Linked DNA regions of Homo sapiens: region 1 is linked to region 2. A link is a loop called in an ENCODE intact Hi-C map of the cell type or tissue named here. Cell type or tissue: HepG2. All regions are shown on one strand. Links, peaks and the distances in the headings refer to the core of each region. The heading gives the core; the rest is flanking DNA. Region 1 overlaps TRAPPC8 (trafficking protein particle complex subunit 8). Region 2 has its middle 34 kb from the start of TRAPPC8.

The links. Peaks named below come from ENCODE experiments on the same cell type or tissue, not always from the same donor. Only the 100,000 strongest peaks of a DNase experiment are listed, where the experiment ranks them.
Region 1: a loop joins it to region 2, with 3 times the contacts of the local background. A loop is called at or near these places in 5 of 110 quality-filtered maps.

The regions. Positions count from the first base shown.
Region 1 is chr18:31,925,573-31,934,628 of GRCh38, reverse strand. TRAPPC8 (trafficking protein particle complex subunit 8) reads left to right here. Exons shown (of 29, transcript NM_014939.5): 2 at 3,106-3,300. Among named protein-coding and RNA genes, the nearest start is that of TRAPPC8, 13 kb to the left of the region's middle. In HepG2, for the core only: no CTCF peak of the experiment used is centred there; a DNase peak (open chromatin) is centred at 5,148.
Region 2 is chr18:31,972,827-31,981,882 of GRCh38, reverse strand. No RefSeq gene overlaps it. Among named protein-coding and RNA genes, the nearest start is that of TRAPPC8, 34 kb to the right of the region's middle. In HepG2, for the core only: a CTCF peak has its summit at 4,427 (motif pointing right); a DNase peak (open chromatin) is centred at 4,422; H3K27me3 peaks cover 378 bases.

The sequences.
Region 1 (9,056 bases), core at 373-8,372, 47 kb after region 2:
ACCAAAGTGCTGGGATTACAGGTGTGAGCCACTGCGCCCAGCTATGAAGCAACTTTAAGGAAAATACTTGTCCAATATGTTCCTAAGGATATCAGAAATGCACCATAGTTTTTTTGTTTGTTTGTTTGTTTCTCTGCTGCATAATTAGACTGACTGGGAAGTTTAGGGAGAGAGGCTGGTATGTTTATTTAAGTTAGAAAACATAACAGTTATAGAAGAATGCAGATAATACAAGAAACATCCACCTCCCCACTACCCAGAACTAACAAATATTAACCCTCCATCATATTTGCTTTTTATCTTTTCTTTTAAAAAAAAAATCAAACGTTATAGGACAGACTTCCCAGGTTGAAGTTTTCTTTCTACCTTATCTTAGTCTCTTTTCTTTCCTTCCTTTTATAGGCAACCACTATCATAGAATTTGCATGTACCATTTTTTTTTTTTGAAAGGGAGTCTCTGTCGCCCAGGCTGGAGTGCAGTGGCGCAATCTTGGCTCACTGCAACTTCTGCCTCCTGGTTTCAAGTGATTCTCTTGCCTCAGCCTTCCAAATAGCTGGGAATACAGGCGCTTGCCACCATGCCTGGCTAATTTTTGTATTTTAGTAGAGATGGGGGTTTCACCTTGTTGGCCAGGCTGGTCTCGAACTCCTGACCTCAAGTGTTCCGCCCGCTTCAGCCTCCCAAAAGTGCTGGGATTACAACAGTGAGACACCATGCCCGGCTGCATGTATACTTTTTGTGTATCTATATTTATGTTTACAATATAAATACACATTTGTACCACATACAGTATTTTAAAAACGTTTTTGAGTCTTTTTTTTTAGTAAAAAATGTTAGAAATCAATAGAACACATAGGAAATGTAGAAAAGTTTGTATGCATATAACTTTATTTAAAATATACGCAGGCCTTGATTTTGGTATAAGGCATTTTCCATTGAGAAGAATGTGTCATTCTTTATTTGTAGGTACCCAGACCACTTTCCCAAAGTTGCCTCTTATTTGTATGTGATAATAACCCATGGTGCAGGTGAAATAGGTGATGTTGTATCTGCTGCTGCTGCTATACCGCCTTCATTATGTATTGTTGAGCATGGTGCTCAGTGCTTTGCAATTACTGTCTAACAATAGTTCACCTAAATCACTAAAATGATCCCGTGAAGTAGATAGTAATCACATGTGCAGATGAAGAATTTGAAGCACAGAAGGGTTAAGTTGTTCAGGGTAACCCAGTTGATAAGTAATGGGTTGGGATTTAAATCAAGGTCCAACTCCAAAAGCTGGGTCCTCAATCATTATAATGGACTCCTTTTTTTTTTTTTTTTTTTTGAGACGGAGTCTCGCTCTGTTGCCCAGGCTGGAGTGCAGTGGCACGATCTCAGCTCACTGCCAGCTCCGCCCGCCGGGTTCACACCATTCTCCTGCTTCAGCCTCCCAAGTAGCTGGGACTATAGGTGCCCACCACCACGCCCGGCTAATTTTTTATGTTTTTAGTAGAGACAGGGTTTCACCGTGTTAGCCAGGATGGTCTCGGTCTCCTGACCTCGTGATCTGCCCGCCTTGGCCTCCCAAAGTGCTGGGATTACAGGTGTGAGCCACTGCGCCCGGCTTTTTTTTTTTTTTTTTTTTTTTGAGACGGAGTCTCACTCTGTCGCCCAGGCTGGAATGCAGTGGCGCAATCTTGGCTCACTGCAACCCTCCGCCTTGGCTCACTGCAGCCTCCGCATTCAAGTGATTCTCCTGCCTCAGCGTCCCCAGTAGCTGGGATTACAGGCGCCCGCCACCATGCCTGGCTACTTTTTGTATTTTTAGTAGAGACGAGGTTTCACTATGTTGGCCAGGCTGGTCTCGAACTCCTGACCTCAGGTGATCCACCCACCTCTACCTACTAAAGTGCTGGGATTACAGGCGTGAGCCACTGTGCCCAGCCCTGTAATGGACTGCTTTTAATGCTACTGTGGAACATTTTGTCTGATTATGTGAAAAAATATGCTCACATTTTGTTCTGTGGACTGTGGACACTGTCTTCTTGCTGTAATTGCCTCAGAACCTATTCCCTGTCCTGAATCTCTGAACTACTTACTGGTTATAAATTGTATAGGCTGAAACAAGGACTATAGGACGGTGGAGGCAGGAAGTATTAGGGTGGTAAAAGGGATCTGGACATTGTTTTTTTGTTGTTGTTGTTGTTTTTTTTTTTTTGGAGACCAAGTCTCACTCTGTCACCCAAGCTAGAGTGCAGCAGTGCAATCTCGGCTCGCTGCAACCTCCGCCTCCCGGATTCAAGCAATTCTCCTGCCTCAGCCTCCTGAGTAGCTGGGATTACAGGCACCCGCCACCATACCCAGCTAATTTTTTGTATTTTTACTAGAGACAAGGTTTTGCCATGTTGGCCAGGCTTGTCTCCAACTCCTGACTTCAAGCTGTCTGTCTCGGCCTCCCAAAGTGCTGTGATTATAGGCGTGAGCCACCGCGCCTGGCCAGAGTTTTTTTTTTAAGTAGACTCTATTTTTAAGACCAGTTTTAGATTAATGGCAAATTTGAGCAGAAAGTACAGAGAGTTTCTACATACCTCTTGGCCCTGCACATGCACAGCCTCCACCACAGCATCGTGCACTGGTGTGGGCATTGATTTTTATGAGAGTGAAAAAGAGGCTAAGAATGCAGGCCGACTAGGGAAAGAAGAAGGAAGCCCAAGTGCAACATTTTAACTCCCCTTTCTTTTTCCTTTTACTGTTTCTAGTGTTAATACCATAGACCTTACGCTGCCTTGGACCAGCTTTAGTGTGAGGTGAGAATAAGGGAAGTGGTATGGATAGTAGTTGGTTTCTGGCAACTCCAAACATAGGAAAGGAGAGGACCTACAGTAGGAAAGCTGAGCAGTAGTGAGAGGGGAAGGAATCCTGTGGTTAATAAACTGTCTAGCTAGCCCTTTTGGTATATGAGGGAATGTTGTCAACCATTTATATTTCTGGAAGAACGTTCCACTTGGAATTGCTGGCTTCTGCTTTGTACATCCTTTTTGTTTGTAAACCATCAGCCCAATTTTGGGTTATTATGCATTGTATAGAATTAATTTCAAGTTTTTTTCTTTTTTTCTTTAAAGTTCACATGAGAGATCCTAATAATCAACTTCACGTAATTAAAAATTTGAAGATAGCAGTAAGCAACATTGTCACCCAGCCACCTCAGCCTGGAGCCATCCGGAAGCTTTTGAATGATGTTGTTTCTGGCAGTCAGCCTGCAGAAGGATTAGTAGCTAATGTGATTACAGCAGGAGATTATGACCTTAACATCAGTGGTATGTAACAAGGTTTATTGTTATTTTTTGAGTGAAATTTCGTTTTGTTAGAAAAAGCGATTCTATGACTTGGGAGATGATCAACATGTATTTAAGAGTTTACTAAGTGCTAGGGCCTGAGAATACAATGTTGAAAACAGTCCTAGGAACTTTGCCTGTTTATTATTTTAGGACCTAAAGTAGTATCTAGAACATATGCATAATAAATATTTGTTGAATGAAAGAACTAACAGTAAATTAAAAAATTCTTTTGTGACATAAGTAATATTATAATTAAATAAGCATTAAGTTTATTGTATTTTTATCTTGCTTGGTGTTAAGTGGAGGAAATGTTTATAAAATGCGTAAATATGTAATCTGTTGTGAGTACGTCTTTAACTTGAATGGTAAATGTTTTCATAACAAGATTGGTAGGTAAAATCATATATGTACATATGTATTTTATTTTTTAAATTAAATTTTTATAGAGATAGGGGGTCTCATTATGTTCCCCAGGCTGGTCTTAAACTCCTGACCTCAAGTGATCCTCCTGTGTTTTATTTTTTAAGTTAAATTTTTATAGAGATAGGGAGTCTCATTATGTTCCCCAGGCTGGTGTTAAACTCCTGACCTCAAGTGATCCTCCTGCTTAGCTTCCCAAGTGCTGGGATTACAGGTGTGAGCCACTGTTCCCAGCCTGAAATTATATATTAATATGTAAAGTGAATTAGAAGTATTTGGTCTAACTGTTTTCCAATATTAAAAAGTCTTAATTGACATGGGGTAGATATTTTAGAGGGAAAATATTCAAAGTACATCATCAAATTAACATATTTCAGCAGTCTAATAAAGTAATCTTTTTAGGCCAGGATAGTTTATAATCTAATACTTTAATACTTCCTAATATCATATTTAAAGATTTTCCTAAGCAGCCAGGCGTGGTGGCTTACCCCTGTAATCCCAGCACTTTGGGAGGCCGAGGCAGGCGGATCACTTGAGGTCAGGAGTTCAAGACCAGCCTGACCAACATAGTGAAACCCCGTCTCTACTAAAAATACAAAAATTAGCTGGGTGTGGTGGCAGGTGCCTGTAATCCCAGCTACTTGGGAGGCCAAGGCAGAAGAATCGCTTGAACCCGGGAGGCAGAGGTTGCAGTGAGCCAAGATGGCACCATGGCACTCCAGCCTGGGCAACAGAGCGAGACTCTGTTTAAAAAAAAAAAAAAAAGTTTTTCCTAAACATACGCAGAGAATTTGAAACAGGCATATGTTAGGTCACCAAGTTAGTTGTTGCTCTTGTATAGTTAAAAATATTTGTAGAATTATTTCGTTTAAGTGTTCTGTATTTTTTTCTTTTTTCTTTGCCTTTAGTTTTAATTCCAGCAAGATGAGTCAACTTGATAATTTTAAGTTGAGAATATTATGGTTATCTTTACCAGTCAAAAAAATCTGAATTTCTTAACAGTTCCTAGCATGTTTTCAATATGAAGCAAAAATTTGGGTATTTCTTGGAGAAAGGAATAGAATTTGAACTGTTATTTTTCTCTCATCAGTGTTGTAGTGTGAAGGGCAATGAATCAAATGCCAGAGTGTCCAAGTTTTTGTACTACCATAGTCATTAGTTAATTAGATAACCTGAATAAGTCACTTAGTGTTTCTTTTTATTTTTATTTATAGTATTTTTTGTGACAGGGTCTCACTCTGTCAACCAGGCTGGAGTGCAGTGGTGCTATCACAGTTCACTGTAGCCTCAACCTCCCTGGGCTCAGGTGATCCTCTCACCTCAGCCTACCAACTATGCCAGGCTAATATGTTTTTTTAAAAGAGACAAGGTCTCTCTCTGTCACACAGGCTGGAGTGTAGTGGTGTAATCATTGCTCATTGCAGCCTTGAACTCCTGGACTTATGCAATCTTCTCACCTCAGCCTCCCAAGTAATTAGGACTATAGCTGCACACCACCATGCTTGGCTAATTTTTAAATTTTTTTGTAGAGACAGGGTCTCACTATGTTCAAGTGATCCTCTCACCCTGGCCTCTCAAAGTGTTGAGATTACAGGCATGAGCCACCATGCCCAGCCAAGTCACTTAGTGTTTCTGAGACTCTGTTTCCACCTCTGAAAACAGGAGTTTGGCTGGATTCTTTTCTTTTTTTTTTTTTCACTTTTTTTGAGACGGAGTCTCACTCTGTCACCCAGGCTGGAGTGTGGTGGCATGATCTCGGCTCACTGAAACCTCCACCTCCCGGGTTCGAGAGATTCTCCTGCCTCAGCCTCCCGAGTATCTGGGATTACAGGTGCCCACCACCACGCCCAGCTAATTTTTTGTATTTTTAGAGGTGATGGAGTTTCATCATGTTGGCCAGGCTGGTTTCGAACTCCTGACCTCAACTGATCCACCTGCCTCAGCCTCCCAAAGTGCTGGGATTACAGGCGTGAGCCACCACTCCTGGCCTGGCTGGATTCTTTCTTAAGGCCTCTCGTAGACCTTTATATGTGATTCTGTTTTGCAGGATCTTAACAAGTTTGTTAGCCATGCAACAAATATTTATTGATTTCTGCTGTGTGCTTTGTATTGAGATGCAGAGATGAATAACACATGCTTTAAAGTTTATAATCTGGTAGGGAGACAAACGTGTTAATCAGTAATCATAGTAAGGTCTAATTTATAATACGTTAATATCAACAATACATTGTAATAGAGCTGTGGCATACCTGGTATGCCAAAAGTGCTAAAGGGGCACAGAGAGGGATTACCTATCATATTTAAAAAACAAAAATATCTTTTTGTCTTATATTTATTTCTTTTATTTTTTTTTCTTATTTTTAAGAGACAGGGTCTTACTCTATCACCCTAAGGCTGGTGTGCAGTGGTATGATCATAGCCCACTGTAACCTTGAACTCTTGAGCTCAAGGGGTCATCCCATCTCAGCCTCCTGAGTAGGTGGGACTATAGGTGTGTACTATGCTTGGTTAATTAAAATCTGTGTGTGTGTGTGTGTGTGTGTGTGTGTGTAGAGATAAGGTCTCGCTGTGTTTATTAGCAGGCTGGTGTTGAACTTCTGGCCTCAAGCGATCCTCGTACCTTGGCCTCCCAAAGTGCTGGGATTACAGTTGTGAGCCACTGTGCCTGGCCTATGTATTTTTTATTTTATTTAATTTTAATTTTATTTTATTTTATTTTATTTTATTTTTTTTAGTCGGAGTCTCACTCTTTTGCCCAGGCTGGAGTGTAGTGGCACGATCTTGGCTCACTGCAACCTCTTCCCCCTGGGTTCACACGATTCTTCTGCCCCAGCCTCCTGAGTTTCTGGGACTACAGGTGTGCACCACCACACCCGGCTAATTTTTGTATTTTTAATAAGAGACGGGGTTTCACCATGTTGGCCACGTTTGTCTAAAACTCCTGACCTCAAGTGATCTGCCTGCTTTGGCCTCCCAGAGTGCTGGGATTACAAGCATGAGTGACCAGGTCCACTCATTTGCTATGTTGCCTAGGCTGGTCTCAAACCACTGGCCTCAAGCAGCCACCTCTCAAAGTGCTGAGATGACAGGAATGAGTTCAGATGCTGACCAAAAGTATCTTTTTCATACTGCAAATATTTTGCTAACCTCCAAAGCCCATATACCTGTTACTTTTAATTTATTAAGGCCAGGCATAGTCGCTCAGGCCTCTAATCCCAGCGCTTTGGGAAGCTAAGGTGGGAGGATCACTTGAGGCCAGGAGTTCAAGACCAGCCTGGGTAACATATTGAGACCCCATCTGAAGAAAATTTTTTAAAAAAAATTAGCTGGTAGCTGGGCATGGTGGCTCACGCCTGTAATCCCAGCACTTTGGGAGGCTGAGACGGGTGGATCACTTGAGGTCAGGAATTCCAGACCAGCCTGGCCAACACAGTGAAACCCTGTCTCTACTAAAAATTCAAAAATTAGCCAGCAGCAGGCACCTGTAGTCCCAGCTACTTGGAAGGCTGTGGCAGGAGAATCGCTTGAACCTGGGAGGCAGAGGTTGCAGTCAGCCGAGATCACGCCACTGCACTCCAGCCTGGGCAACAGAGTGAGTCTCAAAAAAAAAAAATTAGTTGGGTGTGGTGGTGTATACCTGTAGTCCCAGCTACTCAGGAGGCTGAGGTGAGAAGATTGCTTGAGCCTGTGAAGTCAAGGGTGCAAAAAGCTGTGATTGCGCAACTGCACTCCAACCTAGGTGACAGAGCAAGACCCTGCCTCAAAAGAAAAATAAATTTATCAAAATGATATGTGTACATAGACAAAATGATAAAAAGACTTAAAGGAAAAAACAACAGTGATCTGTACCTTGCCCCACCAATTTCTGTAGTCTTTTCCTCGGGTATTGATTATGTGCTTCTAAGTAATATTTTTATATGGCTGTCTATGGCGTAATAAGTTTTAAATTTAAATAAGTTTTATTTATTGACTTCTCATTATCATTGATAAGGATTTGGCTTAATTACTGTCTATCCTTTCCACTCCATCTCATAGTTTTTGGTTAATATTCACTGCTTATAATATGACTAAATGTCATTCACTTCTTCACTGCTTAGCCAATTATTGGGCTTTCTGATACAGTATTTTGTGTTTTCAGGAGTTAGTAATTGTCTTTTTAAAAACATCTTGTGGTGGCTCACGCCTGTAATCCCAGCACTTTGGGAGGCTGAATCACCTGAGGTCAGGAGTTCAAGACCAGCCTGACTAAAATGGTGAAACCCTGTTTCTACTAAAAATACAGAAAATCAGCTGGGCGTGGTGGCACACTCCTGTAATCCCAGCTGCTTGAGGCGGAGGTTGCAGTAAGCCGAGATCCCACCGTTGCACTCCAGCTTGGACAACAAGAGCGAAACTCTGTCTCAAAAAAAAAAAAACCAAAACAAAACATCTTGCTCAGTTCTTTGTGTCTGTTGCTAGTTTCTCAGACTTCTTCAACTGTATTTTCTACTCGAGAGATTAATTTGTCAAATAACCCATTTATCAATGGCTCCTTCAAGAAATCTCTATTGTTACTGCATATATTCTCATTAAGGATGATATTCCTATGTGGTAAAAATTGGTCCTTGGGGGACAAAAAAATCTTAGCTATTACAGTGGTCTGTGGCTCTCCAAAGGGTCTCCATGCATAAATAGATACACAATACAATTGTGGTGTTATTTTAAAAAATACTTTAATCGGGGGAAAGGATTGATTAGAAAAAAGCTGTAAAACACAGAGAATATAATGAAATAAAAGCTGGGAAATGGTGTTCAATTTTATGTCGGACTGGTTGCTGTCCGAGGCCCACTCCACAGCTGTCATCCTGAGGATTTCCTTCCCTTCACTTCTCTGTAGTATTTCATTTATATATATTTTGTGTGTATTTCCTTAGTATGGTGAAGGACATCTCTAGTAGCTTCCTGAGAAAGGGTGCATGGAAAATAAAATTTTTGAGGAATGAATGTTGGAAAATGTTCTTATTTTATATACTTGATTGATGGTTTGACTGTGTACATTGTTAGTTATAAATCATTTCCCTCAGAATTGATCCACTTTCTTTTAGCTTCAAGCATTGCTCTTAAAAAAGCTAGAAGCCATTATATGTATTACCCCCAGCCCTCCAGCTGTTAGAAGTTTTTGAAGGTCTTCATCCCTGCTATTTTGAAATTTCACGTTGGGGTTTATAACTCCTTTTTCACTTATTTTACTGAGTAGCTTCTTTTGACAGTCTGGTTATGCACTTTTTAGCCCTGAGAAACTGTCTTGTATTCTTTCTTTGTTAATTTCTCCCTTA
Region 2 (9,056 bases), core at 464-8,463:
ATCGCACCACTGCACTGCAGCCTGGGCAATAGAGTGAGACTCCATCTCAAAAAAAAGAAAAAGTACGTAATATTTTATGAAACCTTTGTCTTAGTTTTACCTTTAGAAGTATGTGTGAACTGGTTTATGATATGAAATCACAGTTTAAAAACAAAAAAAAGAACAACCATTGGGGAAGTATAGTCCCTTGGAAAATAAGTCCTCAAAATCAAAGTAGGGAGTGTACGGGTCAAAAAAGTTTGGAAAGTCTACGAACCAATTTGCCTTTTTGAGATTCAAAACTCATATTAGTTTGTTAAAGGCCTTATAAAGTCTCACCGTGAAGAAATCTGTGTAACTCCACTTTTTCCAATGATTGGCTGCAGAACTTTTTGCTGTATTCCAAGGATTACATCTATTCACATGCCCCAGTACAGATGTCGAGAGAAGCCACTATCATCTGTGCCATCACAGTCTCTGAATTCTACTGGCAAATTATAATCTCTGAGAGAGCTAATTTTTGTCCCTGAGTTTTAACTACTGCAGTCTAACCCAGATTGTTAGCAAGAGGGGACAATGGTGCATGTGTGTAGAGAAGTATAGACCATTGACAGTAAGGAAATAACAGCACCTGTGGATTTGCTCAGTTTTAGTCTGGTGTTTAGAATTAAATTGCTCCACTATGTCTTGCTTTTGCTCTCTCATTTAAATCCCAGAGTTTCTTCCAAGTCTGTGGCTAAGACTTCTCAAGCTTCCTCCAATCTCAGCATGCTAATCTGGAGTCAGAGTGCAAGATCCCAGGGTCTTCCTTTGATGATACTTCCTGTAGCTCCACTAGTGTTACATTAAGAAGACTGAAGTCCAAAGTCCTGGCCAGGTGCAGTGGCTCATGCCTGTAATCCCAGCATTTTGGGAGGCCAAGGCTGGTGGATGACTTGAGCCCAGGGGTTCAATACCAGCCTGGGCAACAGGGGGAGGATACCTTGTCTCTACAAAAACACAAAAATTACTTAGGCTGCACTCCATCTTGGGCAACAGTCACTCTCGTGTGTGCACGCACGCACACACACACACCAGTCCAAAATCCTAACATCTGGGAATGACACAGTAACCATCTAGCCTGAGATATTATAACCCTGGGAAGTTAGTGAACTCCTCTGTGTCTGCAGTTCCTATATCTAAAATAAGGAAGTTGGACATAGATTTTGGAGATCCTCTCCTGCATCAATATTTGGGCTTTTATCTGATGTTCTTGAAACTTCTTTCCTCATTCTCTTGGCTTTCCTCTCTTCCCCCTTTCTTTATTTACTTTCTAAAGTTGTTTTTTTTTTTTTTTTTTTTTTTTTTTGAGGATCTGCTTTTTACCAAGCATTGTATCAATTGCTGGAGATACAACAGTGAGCAAATTATTTTTACATTCTGTTCCCAGTAACCACCTGTTTGGACAAAACGGTGATTCCTTTAGATCAGGCCATTCTTTTACATGATCACTATCATTATCACAGAAAACATTTCCTCATTTCAGAGAAACATGTAATCTGCTCAAAAAAATAAATCTATGCCAGGCACAGTGGCTCATGCCTATAATCCCAACACTTTGGGAGGCCAAGGGGGGTGGATCATTTGAGGTCAGGAGTTCAAGACCAGCCTGGCCAACATGGCAAAACCCTATCTCTAGTAAAAAAAAAAAAACAAAAATTAGCTGGGCATGGTGGTGGGCACCTGTAATCCCAGCTACTCAGAAGGCTGAGGCAGGAGAGTTGCTTGAACCCGGGAGGTGGATGTTGCAGTGAGCCGAGATCACACCACTGCACTCTAGCCTGGGCAACAGAGCAAGACTCCATCTCAAAATAAATAAAAGAATAAATAAATAAATATATGACTCATATTGACATTAGAAAACAGATCATGCCAGTTTCCTGTTATGGATGCTTCCTCCGATAACATTCTCCTTTCCCTCTTGGAGAAAAAACATGACATCATTTATTGCTGCCAATATCCAACAATAGCTGGTCAACATTCACTATGTATTCATGCTTGGAGTAGGTCTTATCCAGTGGAATTCTGTTCAGGCAAGAATCACTTCTGAGCTGGCAGATTGCTTCAAAGTTGAGTTAAATGAAAGTAGTAAGTGGGAGCTAAACACAGAATACACATGGACACAAAAAATGGAACTACAGACACTGGGGCCTGCTTTAGGGCAGAGAGTGGGAGGAGGGTGAGGACTGAAAAAGTGCCTATCAGATAGCATGCTTATTACCTGGGTGATGAAATAATCTGTACTCCAAACCCCTGAGACATGCAATGTACCCATATAACTAACCTGCATATGTACCCTTGACACTAAAATGAAAGTTAAAATAAATAAAAAAGAGAGTGGCTACTGATGCTAATGAAATTGATCCTTGAAAAAGGTGAAGTATCCATGTGAAGCCAGTATATCAAATATACTGAGAAGGTGGATACAAAATTAAAGGTCCCATAAAACTTTAGCGTCATATTCTGCAAGTTTGCTTTTTTTTTTTTTTTTTTTTTTTTTGAGACAGAGTCTCACTCTGTCACCCAGGCTGGAGTGCAGTGGCATGATCTCAGCTCACTGCAGCCTCTGCCTCCTGAGTTCAAGCGATTCTCCTGCCTCAGCCTCCCGATGTTGGAAACAGTGAGTTCCTCTTCAAAGGTTCTGCTTGTCCTCTATTTTCAGAGCCTAATTTCCTTGCCTCCTTGCCACTAGTTATGGTAAACAATTTTCAGCTGTTCCCAATCTGTAACCCACATCCATTCCCAATCTGTAATCCACATCTGTTCCCAATCTGTAACCCACAGCCATTCCCAATCTGTAACAACCCACACCTGTTCCTTATTTGGCACCCTTAGTTCCGAAACTGCTCTTTCCTCTGCTGTAGCTCCCACCCCTGTTCCATTTTGAAGTAGCCAAATGGGATCAGCTTAGATTGTGTGGTCCCACCCCAGCCAATGCAGACTGGACACAGTAGTAGGGACTGACTGTGTTAGGGATAAAAACCCATTCCCTTCTTCATTTGGTGTATTCTTGCAGTGACCAGAAGAACGAGCAGCGCTTCTGCAGAGGTAAATTTGCCTTGCTGAGAAATCCTTCATTTGAGTGCTCATTTTCTTTGTGACTCCGAGCTCTTATTTCCCGGGCTCATCTGGGATTCCCATTCTCCTCTGGGAAAGGGTCTTCAGTCCCCTCCCATGAGGAGAAGCATCCCACTGCCTTGTTGTGGTGGCCTCAGGGTAAGGAATTGGGCCCTACCCGGTGTGATGAATAAATCTGGACACTCAGCAATGTGGGCAGAAAGGATCCTCACATACTGCAGCAACCAGGTAACTCTGTGCACAGACCAAGGTAAGAAACGTCGTGGGGGGCGACACAGTATTTCCTTGGTGGTCGGGATAAAGGCAAGAAATCTCCAGTAAGGGAGGTTGAGCCTTTAGAGAAAGGAAAGGCAAGAAATCTCCAGTAAGGGGGGTTGAGCCTTTAGAGAAAGGAAAGGTAAGAAATCTCTAGGATGAGGGATTGGGCCTCAGGTCAAATCTCCAGGATGGGAAACCCCCAGTCTTCCTTTATCCCCTAAAAACTACAGGAAGTAAGTCAGAAACCAACTCCTCAGAAAAGAATAGGGTCCTTACCTCCAAACAGTCCACCAGAGTATGGGATCCTGTAGACCACCTTCCCCTGCTTAATGCCCCTGATCCTAACTTCCCTCCCCCTCAGACAGCCACTACTGCCCCAGATCCTTCCCTTACTCACGTTGTTCCTCCTCCTTATGACCCTGACTTTTGGGAACTATCATTGCATGAGCCTGCTCCTAAGTACCCTTCCCTAAAAGGATTTCAACGTGAGGTAGAGCAATGTAAAAAGGATATTCAGAACTTCCCTTTCCCCTCTACCTCTAGGGAATCAGCTCCAACATTCCTCCCCTTAAGAGAGGTGCCCATAGGAGGGGGAGCCATTGGCTTTGTGAATGTCCCTTTAACCAGCTCAGAAGTTTGAAATTTGAAAAAAAAGTCAAGCCACTGTTAGATGACCCTTATGGAGTGGCAGATAAAATTGACCAATTTTTAGGACTCCAATTATATACTTGGGCTGAATTAATGTCCATCATGGGCATCCTCTTTTCAGGGGAAGAAAGGAGAATAATCTGTAGAGCTGCTATGGTAATTTGGGAACACGAACATTCTCACATCAAAATGTTCCCGCCGCAGACCAAAAATTATCCGCCTAAGACCCCCAGTGGGACAATAACAATGCAGCTCACTGGGAAAATATGAAGATCCCCTTGGGCAGGGAATGCTAAAGACAAAAGATAGAGAATTGAAAAGACCGTCCCATGAATGAACTCCTTAGGGAAGCTCAGAAAGTATACGTAAGCAAAAACAAAAAGCAAGTATTATGTTATCCACCTTCCAGCAGGGGGCTCCAAAGGATAAGGCCCACTGAAATTACTCTCCATTGGCCTCCTTAACCATTTCGGATAAAAAGGCTTACAGGTTTCAAAGGGAAAACTCCAATTTGTAGAGCCTGAAGTTAAATACTTAGGGCACTTAATAAGTAAGGACAAACGAAGGATAGGACCTGAGCGAGTTGAAGGAATTGTATCCCTAACTTTGCCTAAAACTAAGCAGGAACTCCTAGAAAAGCCATTTTACCTCTTTGTTAATGTAAACAAGGGGGTAGCTTTAGGGGTACTTACCCAAGAACATGGGGGCCACTGGCAACCTGTAGCCTTTCTATCAAAGGTTTTAGACCCCGTAACCTGTGGATGGCCCGAATGTGTTCAATCTATTGCAGCCACTGCTTTGTTAACTGAAGAAAGCAGAAAGCTAATTTTTGGGGGAATTTTGGTTGTAAGCACACTCCATCAAGTTAGAGCTATTTTAAACCAGAAAGCAGGATGGTGGCTCACTGACTCAAGGATTTTAGCGTATGAAGCTATCCTATTAGAAAGAGATGATTTAACACTAACCACTGATAACTCACTTAACTCAGCAGGTTTTCTAACAGGAAATCCAAATCTAAAAGGACCTGAGCATCAGTGTTTAGATTTAATTGATTATCACACAAAAGTCAGGCCCAATTTAAGAGAGACCCCTTTCAAAACAGGACAGCATTTATTTATAGATGGCCCTTCCTGGGTAATTGAAGGAAAGAGACATAATGGGTATTCAGTAGTTGATGGGGAAGCTCTTGCAGAAATATAGTCAGGAAGATTGGCTAACAATTCGTCCACCCAAACTTGTGAATTGTTTGCATTAAATCAGGCTTTGAAACACTTGCAAAACCAGGAAGGGACTATTTATACTGATTCCAAGTATGCCTTGGAGGCGGGGTAGCTCACACCTGTGGAAAATTTGGACTGAACGAGGTCTCAATAGCAAAGGCCAAGACCTTGTCCACAAGCAATTAATCACTCAAGTATTAGATAACCTCCAGCTGCCAGAAGAGACAGCTATTGTCCATATCCCAGGACACCAAAAAGGTCTTTCTTTTGAAAGTCGAGGGAATAACCTTGCAGATCAAATAGCCAAACAAGCTGCCATTTCCTCTGAAACACCCACTTTTCACCTAATCCCTTGTCTTCCTCCCCTGACCAGTCCCCATCTTCTCTTCCACTGAAAGGGAGAAATCAATGAAAATAGGTGCCAAAGAAAATTCAGAAGGGAAATGGGTGCTACCAGACCAAAGATAAATGTTATCCAAACCCCTCATGAGAGAAGTCTTATCTCACTTGCATCAAAACGGGACCTCAAGCTATGTGTGATGCAGTTCTCAGGGTTTATGGATGTATAAGAATTTATACTCTGGCAAGACAAGTTACAGATAGTTGCCTAATATGCAAAAAGACTAATAAGTAGACCCTTAGAAAACCACCCCTTGGTGAAGAAGTCCAGGATTAAGACCATTCCAAAGTGTCCAAGTTGATTACACTGAAATGCCCTCATTCATTCGCCTAAAGTGCTTATTAGTGATAGTAGATCACCTTACTCACTGGGTGGAAGCTATTCCCTTTTCAAGTGCAACTTAATAATGTAGTCAAAGCATTGATTGAAAATATTATACCCAGGTATGGACTAACAGAAAATATTGGTTCAGATAATGGGACTTATTTCACTGTGCATGTCATTAAGAAATTAACCCAAGCACTAGACATAACATGGGAATACCATACTCCCTGGCACCCACCTTCATTGGGGAAGAGTGGAGAAAATAGAGTCACTTAACCAAATTAGTCTTAAAAGACTCAGTTGCCATGGACTAGATGCCTACTCATTGCCTTGTTAAGAATCTGAACTGCCCCTCAGAAAGATGTTGGTTTATCCCCTTATGAGATGCTATATGGGCTGCCCTATTTACACTCCACTGCTGACATTCCTATGTTTGAAACAAAAGATCAGTTTCTCAGAAATTATATACTCGGTCTATCTTCCACTTTCTCTTCTCTCAGAACTAAAGGTCTTTTAGCACAGGTGCCACCCTTAGAGTTCCCAGCACACCAGCATCAGCCTGGGGGTTATGTCCTCATCAAAAGTTGGAAAGAAGGAAAACTAGAACCAGCTTGGGAAGCACCCTACCTAGTGCTTGTAACCACTGAGACTGCAGTCCAAACAGCAGAAAGAGGATGGACTCATCATACCCAAGTCAAGAAGGTGTCACCACTTCCAGAGTCATGGGCCATTGTTCCGGAGGAGAGTCCTACCAAACTAAAGCTAATAACAATTTAACCCTCCTATACCTCCTTTATCCCTTCCATACCCAGTGACCACTTGGATGGTCTTCCATTCGACAGGGCATGAGCTTTATGGTAGCTCTCTTCCAAGACCCCACAGCCTGGGGTAATGAATTCTGCTGATCTCTTTCTCTGCTACTCCCTAAAGTCTGACACCCTGTGGGTCAGCCTCCGAGGGCCATCCAGCCTCTGTCTCCTGATGCCAATTTTACCTCCTGTCTCTCATGACAGGAGGAAAACTTAGCATTCCTTGGAGACGTAATGGGATGCAGTGAGCTTAACCCCTTCCAAGAGCTTACCAACCAGTCTGTCCTGTCCTTATTCCATCCCTAATAACATAGCCCCCAGTGGAACAATTACAAAGGCATTACAAGGCCTTACCTCTTGCAATTGTTATAGGTGTACTTATTCTTGTAGGATGCTGCATCATACCCTGTATTCATGGATTGGTGCAGAGACTTATAGAAACAGCTCTCACCAAAACCTTTAATTCTCCCCCACCTTACTCAGATAAACTCCTACTTTTAGAAAACCAAGCAGAACAGCAGAGTCAAGACATGTTAAAGAGTTTGAAGAGGAAGAATTATGAAAATCAAGAGGGGGAAGTAGTAGGAAACATTGAGTTCCTCTTCAAAGATCCATTGTCCTCTATTTTCAAAGCCTATCTTCCTTGCCTCCTTGCCCCTAGTTATGGTAAAAAATTTCCAGCCATTCCCAATCTGTAATCCACATCCATTCCCAATCTGTAACCCACATCCGTTCCCAATCTGTAACAATCCACATCTGTGCATTACTTGGCACCCTTAGTTCCGAAACTGCTCTTCCCACCGCTGTAGCTCCCACCCCTGCTCCATTTTTATGTGGCCAATCAGAATCAGCTTAGGTTGTGCAGTCTGACCCCAGCCAATGGGGACTGGACACAGTAGTAGGGACTGACTGTGTTAGGGATAAAAACCCATTCCCTTCTTTGTTCAGTGTGCTCTTGCAGTGACAAGAATGAGCAGCACCCTTCTGCAGAAGCACATTTGCCTTGCTGAGAAATCCTTTATTTGAATGCTCATTTTCTTTACAACTCTGAGCTCTTATTTCCAACACTGAGTAGCTGGGATTACTGGCATGTGCCACCATGTCCAGTGAATTTTTGTATTTTTAGTAGAGATGGGGTTTCACAATCATGGCAAGGCTGGTCTTGAACTCCTGACCTCAAGCGATCTCCCCACCTTGGCCTCCCAAAGTGCTGGGATTACAGGCATAAGCCACCAAGCCCAGCCTGTTTGTTTAAGAGACAGTGTCTTACTCTATCACTCAGGCTGTGGTACAGTGGCACATTATAGCTCATTGCAGCCTCAAACTCCTGGGCCCAAGAAACTTCCCATCTCAGTCTCATGAGTAGCTAGGACTATGGGTGCAAGCCATCACAACTGGTTAATTTAAATTTTTTTTTTTTTTTTGGCAGAGACAGGGTCTCACTATGTTGCCCATCCTGGCAGTGGACTTTGGGCCTCAAGTGATCCTCTTGTCTCAGCTTTCCAAAGCACTGGGGTTCCAGGTTTGAGCCACAGTGGCTGGCCTTGTTCTGCAAGTTTTCTTAAAAACAAAAATAGGCCGGGTGCAGTGGCTCATGCCTGTAATCCCAGCACTTTGGGAGGCTGAGGCAGGTGCATCACAATGTTAGGAGTTCGAGACCAGCCTGGCCAATATGGTGAAACCCTGTCTCTACTAAAAATACAAACATTAGCCGCATGTGGTGGCAGCTGCCTGTAGTCCCAACCACTTGGGAGACTGAGGCAGAAGAATCGCTTGAACCCGGGAGGCAGAGGTTGCAGTGAGCCAAGATTGTGCCACCGCACTCTAGCCTGGGTGACAGAATGAGATTCCATCTCAAAAAATAAATAATATAGAAAAGCTGGCATGTTTTGTTTGGTTAGATTTTTGGTTTTTTATTTTATTTACTTTTTTTTTTTTTTTTTGAGATGGATTCTCATTCTGTTGCCAGGCTGGAGTGTAGTAGCACAATCTCAGCTCACTGCAACCTCCACCTCCTGGGTTCAAGGGATTCTCCTGTCTCAGCCTCCAGAGTAGGTGGGACTACAGGCATGTGCCACCATGCCCAGCTCATTTTTTTGTATTTTTAGTGGAGATGGGGTTTCACCATGTTGGCCAGGATGGTCTAGACCTCTTGACTTCGTGATTTGCCTCGGACTCCCAAAGTGCTGGTGTTACAGGCATGAGACACCATGCCCGGTCTCTTTTCTTTATTCTTTCTTTTGGTCTCACTCTGTTGGCCAGGCTAGAGTGCAGTGGCATGATTATACCTCACTGCAGCCT